Linked DNA regions of Homo sapiens: region 2 is linked to region 1. A link is a loop called in an ENCODE intact Hi-C map of the cell type or tissue named here. Cell type or tissue: K562. All regions are shown on one strand. Links, peaks and the distances in the headings refer to the core of each region. The heading gives the core; the rest is flanking DNA.

Evidence for each region. Peaks named below come from ENCODE experiments on the same cell type or tissue, not always from the same donor. Only the 100,000 strongest peaks of a DNase experiment are listed, where the experiment ranks them.
Region 2: a loop joins it to region 1, with 5 times the contacts of the local background. A loop is called at or near these places in 9 of 110 quality-filtered maps.

What each region holds. Positions count from the first base shown.
Region 1 is chr18:35,405,960-35,410,355 of GRCh38, reverse strand. It overlaps LOC105372063 (a long non-coding RNA gene), which reads left to right and starts at 1,282. Exons shown (of 3, transcript XR_935376.3): 1 at 1,282-1,683. In K562, for the core only: a CTCF peak has its summit at 2,296 (motif pointing left); DNase peaks (open chromatin) are centred at 245 and 2,285.
Region 2 is chr18:36,282,904-36,287,299 of GRCh38, reverse strand. No RefSeq gene overlaps it. Among named protein-coding and RNA genes, the nearest start is that of FHOD3, 13 kb to the left of the region's middle. In K562, for the core only: a CTCF peak has its summit at 2,414 (motif pointing right); a DNase peak (open chromatin) is centred at 2,419; H3K27me3 peaks cover 1,180 bases.

The DNA of each region.
Region 1 (4,396 bases), core at 99-4,098:
CGTTGCCAGCCTGGCCTTTATGTGGAGCAAAGGGGCTTCATGGAAAGTGATGAGAAAGCATCATTCATTTCCCCTACAGTGGGGTTAGTTCTTCCCTTTTCCCTCCTCTGCATGGCAGGCACCCACTGCAGACCAGCCACCTGCAGGGAGACGCGTCCTGATACATTTCTCTCTTTTCTTCTCCAAGCTCTTTTGTTTCTTCAGCTCCACCCTTTGCTGTGGGTTTTGGCCACACCCAGGGTGGAGCTAAGGAGGGTGGGGCAGCAGGATTCTCACATAACTTGGAACTTTGTGATGATCTGGAATCAGCCCTCTCTGAAGCAAGTTCTTTCCTCCCTGTAAGGAACTTCGTAGGTTTTTTTCAGAGACTCCTTAGTCTCTGGGGCTCTCTTTCCAGCTGGTCACTCAAGACACCTTCCTGAGCCTTTATATGATGAAGGAGCCTCAGACTTACTGTGCTGCGGAGTTTTGCTCTTCAGGCAGCTCTCTTGGGTGGGATATCAAATGACCCCAGCCAGCTTTCTCAGTGGAGCCGCCCAAATCAGGTCCTTGGGAAACACTCCCACGTTCCCTTTGCCCCTCAAGGTATCATGCAGGCCCCTCCCAGCAACCCTCTCAAAAACCTTCTCACCACTAGCCTTTTCTCAGCCTTTGAAACCTCTTTCTAGGTCAAAGATAGGAGGCCAGCTAGGGTCACAAAACCAGTCTTTGGCAGCCTCCTTCATAAGGGAGTCTCGAGCATGACTTGGGAATCAGCCCGTATCTATCCTTCAGCACCCTTTCAAAATCCTGCAGTGCCTGGTTGTGTGCGCGATGAAGTTTAGTGCTTCATGGCTGCTGTGCTTCTAAAGCAGGAAGGCAGCAGAAAGCAAGGAAACACTCATCCTAAAGGGGAATACACAACCTGATAATTTAACATTAGCAAAGGTTCGACCCACTCCTCAGGCCCAGAAAGGCTGCCCCATTGCAGGCTGTATGGGATTTTACACCACAATAGAAATGAATATATTTGTATACACCAGGTGTATACAAATAACACCCGTATGGTGCCCCCTGGCTCATATTAATGTCTAGAAACCTGCATGTGAGAAGAGGTGGTGATGATGACTGTGGTTTGGCTGGGCTGTGCACCCCACTTGCCTGGGGAGAGCTTTCCAGATGGTGAAGCCCCTGCACCCATCAATCAAGGTGCAGTCTGAGAACAGAAACCACTTGTTCTTTCAAGCAGAGAAGGATTCAGGGCAAAGAACTATTTACCAAGGTATTGCAATGGCTGGTGGGTGTGGCTGGAGGGGTGCCAGAGGGGGAAAATAGAGGAGGGTTAACTAGAGATGAAGAAGTCATTACCGACCCGGCTGGCCCCAAGCCTACACCAGCTACCCGTTGCCCCGGGAGCCAGAGGCTGCTGCTGTGGCCAGCATGGACAGCACTAAACCAAAGCCGCCTCTGTTCTCCACTGCTGGCAGGACCAAGCTGAGACCAGGACCAAAACTGTGGGATGTGTTGGCCACATACTTCCAGCCCCACAGCACACAGCAGGCATGGAGGGCGGGTACAGGGCCCAGCAGGACAGAAAATCTGCTGGAGCAGATTCCTGGGAACAGCGTGTCCCTCCTCTTCAGAGGTCTCCTCTTCTTTTCTGAAGCTTTACAGATAGATTATAGAAAATGACCAGCATGCATGGTAAGTCATTGACAAACTCAGAAAAAAGATCTTGGAGGAGACTCTTGGAGGTCACTCAGTCCCCCCTTGGCAATCCCTCTAGAGTTTCACAGATAAGGAATTAATAGTAAAAATAATAATAGTTACTTTTTTTACATATAAAATATATGTAATTTTATATGTAAAAATTTACATATAAAATATTTCTTAGACACTTAGGGAACTCTACCTCATTTATTTCCCAGGACAATCCTATGAGGTGATTACTCTAATTGCCTTTATGTTACAGATGAGGAAACTGAGACTCCAAGAGGCCAACTCACTTGCCTCAGATGCCCTGGCCAGGAGGGGACAGCCTCAGCAGGACAGTCCATGCTAGATGACCCCTGGTCTGGCATGATTTCCATTACGCCAGTGCATTGCATAGCAGACAAGCTCAATCGGAAATGCTCTCCTAGACCCAGGCTTAGGGTCTGAAAGGTGGTTACAGACCATTACAGACCACTTTTCCACTTTTCAAGTTGAAAAGAGCCATTGCTTTGAAAATACTTGTGGATTAGATTGAAATGCCAACGGCAGAGTATGAAGACCAGGCCACAAAAGGAAAGGTTCATTCACCTTGCGCCCTCTTGTGGAGAAGAAGGCAAAGAATACTATAATACTACCTCAGAAAACGGGAATTTAGTTCATCCTCTTCCTCTAACATACAGTTGCAATACAATGTAATGATATGTCTTCATCATAGTATGATTTTGCAAATTTTTTCACAAATGAACCAGGTAGATTGTATTGTATAATTATTTTTCCTTGTCTGGAAACATCCTTCTGTGTTTTTGCTCCTGAAAAATCATAACCTTGCTTTATTTTTTTGCTTAGTTTTCTAGGTACTTATCAAAATTAATGCTTAAAATCTCTACTGAAGCTGTATGGTCCTCTCAATATTGTTAAACAAGTCTGAATTCTCCAATAATTCTCCTTCTGAAAAATTACTGGAGTTATTCTCAGTGCTACTGCTCAAATTGAGACTACTTTTTCATTTGTTGCACAGCTAACATCCTGGAATTCCACATTTGCATGTCTTTTGATAAATAAAAATCCCAATTTTTAATAAGCTGAATTTATCATTTTTTCTTTCCCTTTGAGATTAGAGTTTTAGTGTCATATTTCTAAAATCTCTCCCTATCCCAATATCTTGAAAATGTTTTTATATTATATTCCATCATCTTTAATATTTTGCTTTTTACAATTAGGTTTATAATTAACTTGAAAATGATTTTGTGTATGGTATGAAGTAGGGGTCAATTTTATTTTCCATTTTCCATTTAGATAATTGATTCAGCATCATTTATTGAAAAAAAAACTTTCTCCCACTCTTCTGCAAAGATCTTTGTGTCACATGTCAAGCCACCCATGTATGTATGAATCTTTTCCTGGTACCTTTAATTTCTTCCATTGGTATGTTTATTTGTCTTACATTAACACCATACTTTTTTAGTTATTACAACCTTTTAATGAATCAATGAATCTTCTTTTTTTTTTTTTTTTTTTTTTTTGAGATAACAGGGTCTCACTCTTTTGCCCAAGCTGGAGTGCAATGGCACAAATATGGCTCAACCTCCTGGGCTTAAGCAGTCCTCCGGCCTCAACCTCCCACGTAGCTGGGACCACAGGTGCATGCCACCATGTCTGGCTAATTTTTAAAAACTTTTTTTAGAGACAGGGTCTCTCTTTGTTGCCCACGCCTGTTTAAAACTCCTGGGCTCAAGCAATCCTCCTGCCTCAGCCTTCCAAAGTACTAGGATTGCAAGCGTGAGTCACCACGCCTGGCCCGTTTAATGAATCTTGATAACCAGTAGAGCAAGTCTTATCACCTACATTCTCCTTTCAAGAGTGTCTTTGCTCTTCTTAACTCTGTATTTCCATATAAATGTTAGTATTCATTTTTCAATTTCCATAAAAAGTGTTTCAATTTTTATTGGGATTACATTAAGTCTACAAGTTAATTTGGGAAAAATTGCCATTTTTACAATATTAGGTTACGATAGGTTACAATTAAGGTATAATCAGTCCATGAATATGGAATTCACTCCAGTTATTTAGGTCTTCTTTAATGTGTTTCAGTAAATTTTTTTTACTGGTTTCTCAATAATTTTATCCATAAATATTGTTTTATAGGCTCTGTTCATTTTTTTAATTGTGTTAAAATATACATGACATAAAATTTACAATCTTAACTATTTTTAAATGCACAGTTTAGTAGTGTCAACTACATTCACATTGTGCAAACAATCTCCAGTACTCCTGTAATTCTGCAAAAGTGAAACCTTATACCCATTAAACAACTGCCCATTGCCACCTCCCCCTCCGCCCAGTCCCTGGCAATCACCATTCTACTTTCTGTCTCTATGAATTTGACTACTCTAGGTACCTCATATAAGAAGAATAATTCAGTGTTTGTATTTTTTGTGATTGGCTTTTTTTCCCTTGGCATCATGTCCTCAGGATCACCCATGGTGTACCATGTGTCAGAATTTTCTTCCTTTTGAAGGTTGAATAATAGTCCATTATACTAAATACCATAGGTTGTTTATCTACTCATCCATTGATAGACATGTGTGTTGCTTCCTCCTTTTGGCTATTGTGAATAATGCTGGCTATTGTGAATAATGCTGCTACTAACATGGGTGTCCAGATATTTCTTCAAGATCCTGCTTTCAATTCTTTTGGGTATATA
Region 2 (4,396 bases), core at 320-4,319, 880 kb before region 1:
CTCTAAATCCTGAAGCCACTCTGGTTCATTCTCCCTAGAGGCTGTACATGCTGCCTCCTTGGTCCTATGAAGGTGCCACGAACACAACAAGCTACACCAGGGAAGAACTGGAGTGTATGTTCCTTATGATACACTTGAAAGCCCAACTGCAGGGAACCTGAACACATGGATCTGCATGCTAGTGAAACACTGCACGCTTTATATTGCACATTTCTAGTGGAAAATACTATGACTGTACCTGGCAATATTTTCATAAATATTATCCTGGAATTCCATTCATATTCTTAGAAAATAATTTAGCAGGAGCAAAAAAAAATGAATAAATAAATAGCCATGTTCAAAAATAAGGTTTATTGTAGTATTAATTATAAAATTAAAAACTGGAAATTTATATGTCTATCAATATGAGGTATATTTGTATTACTTATAATACATGAATACAACCATGCATTATTTAAATGTACTTATGAAGACCATGTTGAAATACACAAAATCTTTAGAGTAAAACAGAATACAAATAGTGTACATTGACTTTAGCCACTGGAAAGCAATTGTATGGGGGTAGAAGGGTCTTGAGTGTCCAATTTTCGATTATTTTTTCTAAGGTAACTTCACCTTTTCTGGTTAAAAAGTTTTAGCTAGTTATCTATTTAGCTAAAAAAAAAAAAAAAAGTAAGGCTATTTTACCAAACTGTGGATAAATGTGACATAATATTTGCTGTGCCCCAGGAGGAAATGAGAGAATTTTTTTTTTTCTTTGAGGAGTTTTGCTCTTGTCACCCAGGCTGGAGTGCAGTGGCGTGATCTCGGCTCACTGCAACCTCCACCTCCCAGGTTCAAGCAATTCTCCTGCCTGAGCCTCCCGAGTAGCTGGGATTACAGGCACCCACCACCATGCTCAGCTAATTTTTGTATTTTTAGTAGAGACAGGATTTCACCATGTTGCTCAGGCTGGTCTTGAACTCTCGACCTCAGGTGAACCACCCGCCTTGGCCTCCCAAAGTGCTGGGATTACAGGTGTAAGCCACTGTGCCCGACCGAGGATAATAATTTTTGATAACCAGACATGCTTCCTGCAACAGAGAGCTTCAGCACCCAGGTGGAAAGGAAATCCCCAGGTCACAATGAATGGAGGACTCTGTCCTGACTGCAGCAAGTAGTGTCTCCGAGTGATGTCAAAACAATTTGTTTCCACCCATAAGTTGAAGAGGAAAGACCAGGACAGGTCTTCATGGGACCGTTTAGGAAGTTAACAAAAAGTGCTTCACTCTGTAAACTGCAAAAAGCACTGTAAAAGTAACCCTGGAGAGGTTGGGCGGCACTTAGATGGACAAGAAAAGGAGGCAGTGAGAAATCAGGCAGAGGCAGATTTATTACAAAGGTAACAAGGTTTCAGCTCAGGGCTGTTACTGTGCAGACTTCTTCCAAAGCCCCTTCTCTTCTCATGCAAGTCAATCTTTTTGTATCTAATTTTTAATTCATGGTTTTATATTCTTTGTTTGTTTCTGTTTGGGGTTGGGTTTTTATTGGGTTTTGGTTTGTTTTTTGTTTTGCAGGGTTTCTTTTTCTTTTTCTTTCGAGACAGGGTCTTGCTGTGTCACTCAGGCTGGCTCACTGCAACCTCCACCTCCCTGGCTCAAGCAGTCCTCTCACCTCAGCCTCCAGAGTAGCTGAAACCACAGGTGCATGCAGTCACACTCAGATAATTTTTAATATTTTATAGAAATGAAGTCTCACTATATTGCCCAGGCTGGTCTCAAACTCCTGGCCTCAAGTGATGCTCCTGCCTCAGCCTCCTAAAGTTCTGGGATTACAGGTATCAGCCACTGCACCTGGCCTGATTTTGTATTCTTTTCCTTAAAGATGACTTTAAAATTGCATGCATTTTAGGCTCACAAAACCTAGATCTGCTGCTGAGAATGGGCACTATATATTAAAGCTCTCTCAATGTACACACACACTCCACATAGATGCATTAAAATACTCTCTCTATATATACATATACACATCTCTATACATATTAAAACGTTTTCTATATGTACATATATTTATATATTTTTGTATACAGTCACACACCCACTCAGAAAGAGAGAGAGAGAGACTCTACCTAATGAAATCACCAATGCAAAGCAGCGTCCTTAAAGAATTCTAAGAAAAATAGGGAACCCCAAAAGAATGGTCGATGTAAAGTAGGTTTAAGTAATCTGATCAAGAAATAATTCAGAAACTAACTTTTAAACGACACCAACATCAATACTGAAAATCATCTGAAATCTGGTCCATTCAGTAACCCAGGCAGAGGGTCAGAGGTGTGATCATGTTTGCCATTCTTCTCTTTAGGATTTGCTGACCCAATTTGCACCAGTTTTTAGCCTCTTGAAGAAACAAATTCTGCACTTACCTAATGCTGCCAGCAGGTGGTAGACTTGGATTACTCAGGCATAATTATTTTGAGGCACTGAGCTAAAATACAAACTGGCTCATTTGATCTCGATTCTATAAGATAGATCCTGTGGTTTTCCTCGCTTTTCAGATGAGACATAGTAAGACTTAGAGATGTTCAATCACTTGCTCATATAGTATGATGTTTTCCATGATTTTTATTTGGAGATTTGCAAAGTGAGTTATGTAGAAGTTAATTCTGTCTGCACAAACAAGAGAATAGGGAAAAGACTAAAAACAAAAAGGAAAGACAGGCTGAAGGTGCCTGCCAGGTGGATGGATCCTAGCTTTCCTTCTGCTTCCAAGGATGTCCTGAACTCTTCCCTTGGCAAGAAGAGCCTCAGCCTTTCTTGGAGATCCGAGGTGCTGGGAACACTGCCTGCCCAGTGAAGGTTTCTGCTGCTTTCAGTGTCCTTGGATGGCTTGTTGTATCAGCATCCTCTTCAAGCACTAGCCAGCATTCGGTTCTAGCAGTGGATCTCTGGATCCGCTGGATCCCTGTAGCCTGTGCTGTCCTCAGTAGCTTACCCCTCCCTCTCGGATAAAAAAGAGCTGAGAAGGATGGGACACAGTTGGTCCAGAGGGCTTCTTCTGATCAGAGGGTCACTCCAAAGAACAAATGCCATCACTGGAGCCAGCCTTCCAGTGCCTAGCGTCTCTCATCGCAGTTGAAAGGTTGTGGCACACTCCAAATGCCTTTTCCTCTCTTCCCTTGCTGAAGGCCCTGGAGGCCAGAGGTAGTTGTTGGTGGAAACGGACATGGCAGCTTCTGTATGGACAGCATTCTTTTTTTTTTTGAGATGGAGTCTCTTGCTGTCACCCAGGCTAGAGTGCAGTGGCATGATCTCAGCTCACTGCAAACTCCGCCTCCCGGGTTCAAGTGATTCTCCTGCCTCAGCCTCCTGAGTAGCTGAGATTACAGGCGCCCGCCACCATGCCCAGCTAATTTTTTTGTATTTTTAGTAGAGACAGGGTCTCACCATGTTGGCCAGGATGGTCTCAATCTTCTGACCTCGTGATCCACCCACCTTGGGCTCCCAAAGTGTGGGGATTACAGGCATGAGCCACTGAACCCAGTTCATGGACAGCTTTCTGTCATCCCAAGGAGATGGCACTCTGACCATCTGTGGGACTTCCCTTTCAATCTCACAGGCCAACCTGGTCCCTGCTAGATGTACACCTGGCTCCCGAACCTCCCTGAAAGCGCCATTGTCCTTGTGATCATCTGATAAGAGCCATCTAGCTCACTGAACACGAGAACTGTGGGACCGTGCCCATGGCTTAAGCCTGTAATCCCAGTGTTTTGGGAGGCTGGGGCGGGAGGATGACTTGAGCAAGGGGTTTGAGGTTACAGTGAGCTATGATCATGCCACTGCACTCCAGCCTGGGTGATAGAGTGAGATGCTGTTCTATAAAAAAGAACTGTGGTCTTTTCTTTTCTCACAATCACCATCCAGTGCAATGGGAGGCACACAGTGGCCATCACAGCTCATGAACAAATCACTTGCTAATGCTTATTTTTACAATATTTTATGTGTATCAAAAAGCAATTTGTTTAATAAACAATAATGGCTTTCCTTGAGTGAGGTGAGCAAAAAAATGGATGCCTGAGTTAGAGGCCTGGGTTCAAAACCTAGCCCCACTACTTACGAGCTCAGGGTCCTAGGGCAAGTGACTTACTCTCTCCGTGCCTCTCTTCCCTCATTTCTAAAATGGAGATGGTAATAGTCATAGATTTCTCATAAACTTGTTAGAGAGGATTAAGTAATTTAATACCTGTGAAGTGCTTACAATGGTGCCCACAATGATCATTATTCAGCAGTTTATCACAATGGTGAAAAGGCAGACCTAGGTTCAAATCTTATCCTTGCTCTGTATAAGTCGTCCTCTGATCTTGATTGGGTCAATTAATCCCTCTAAGCCTCAGTTTCCTCATTTGGAAAATGTAGGTATA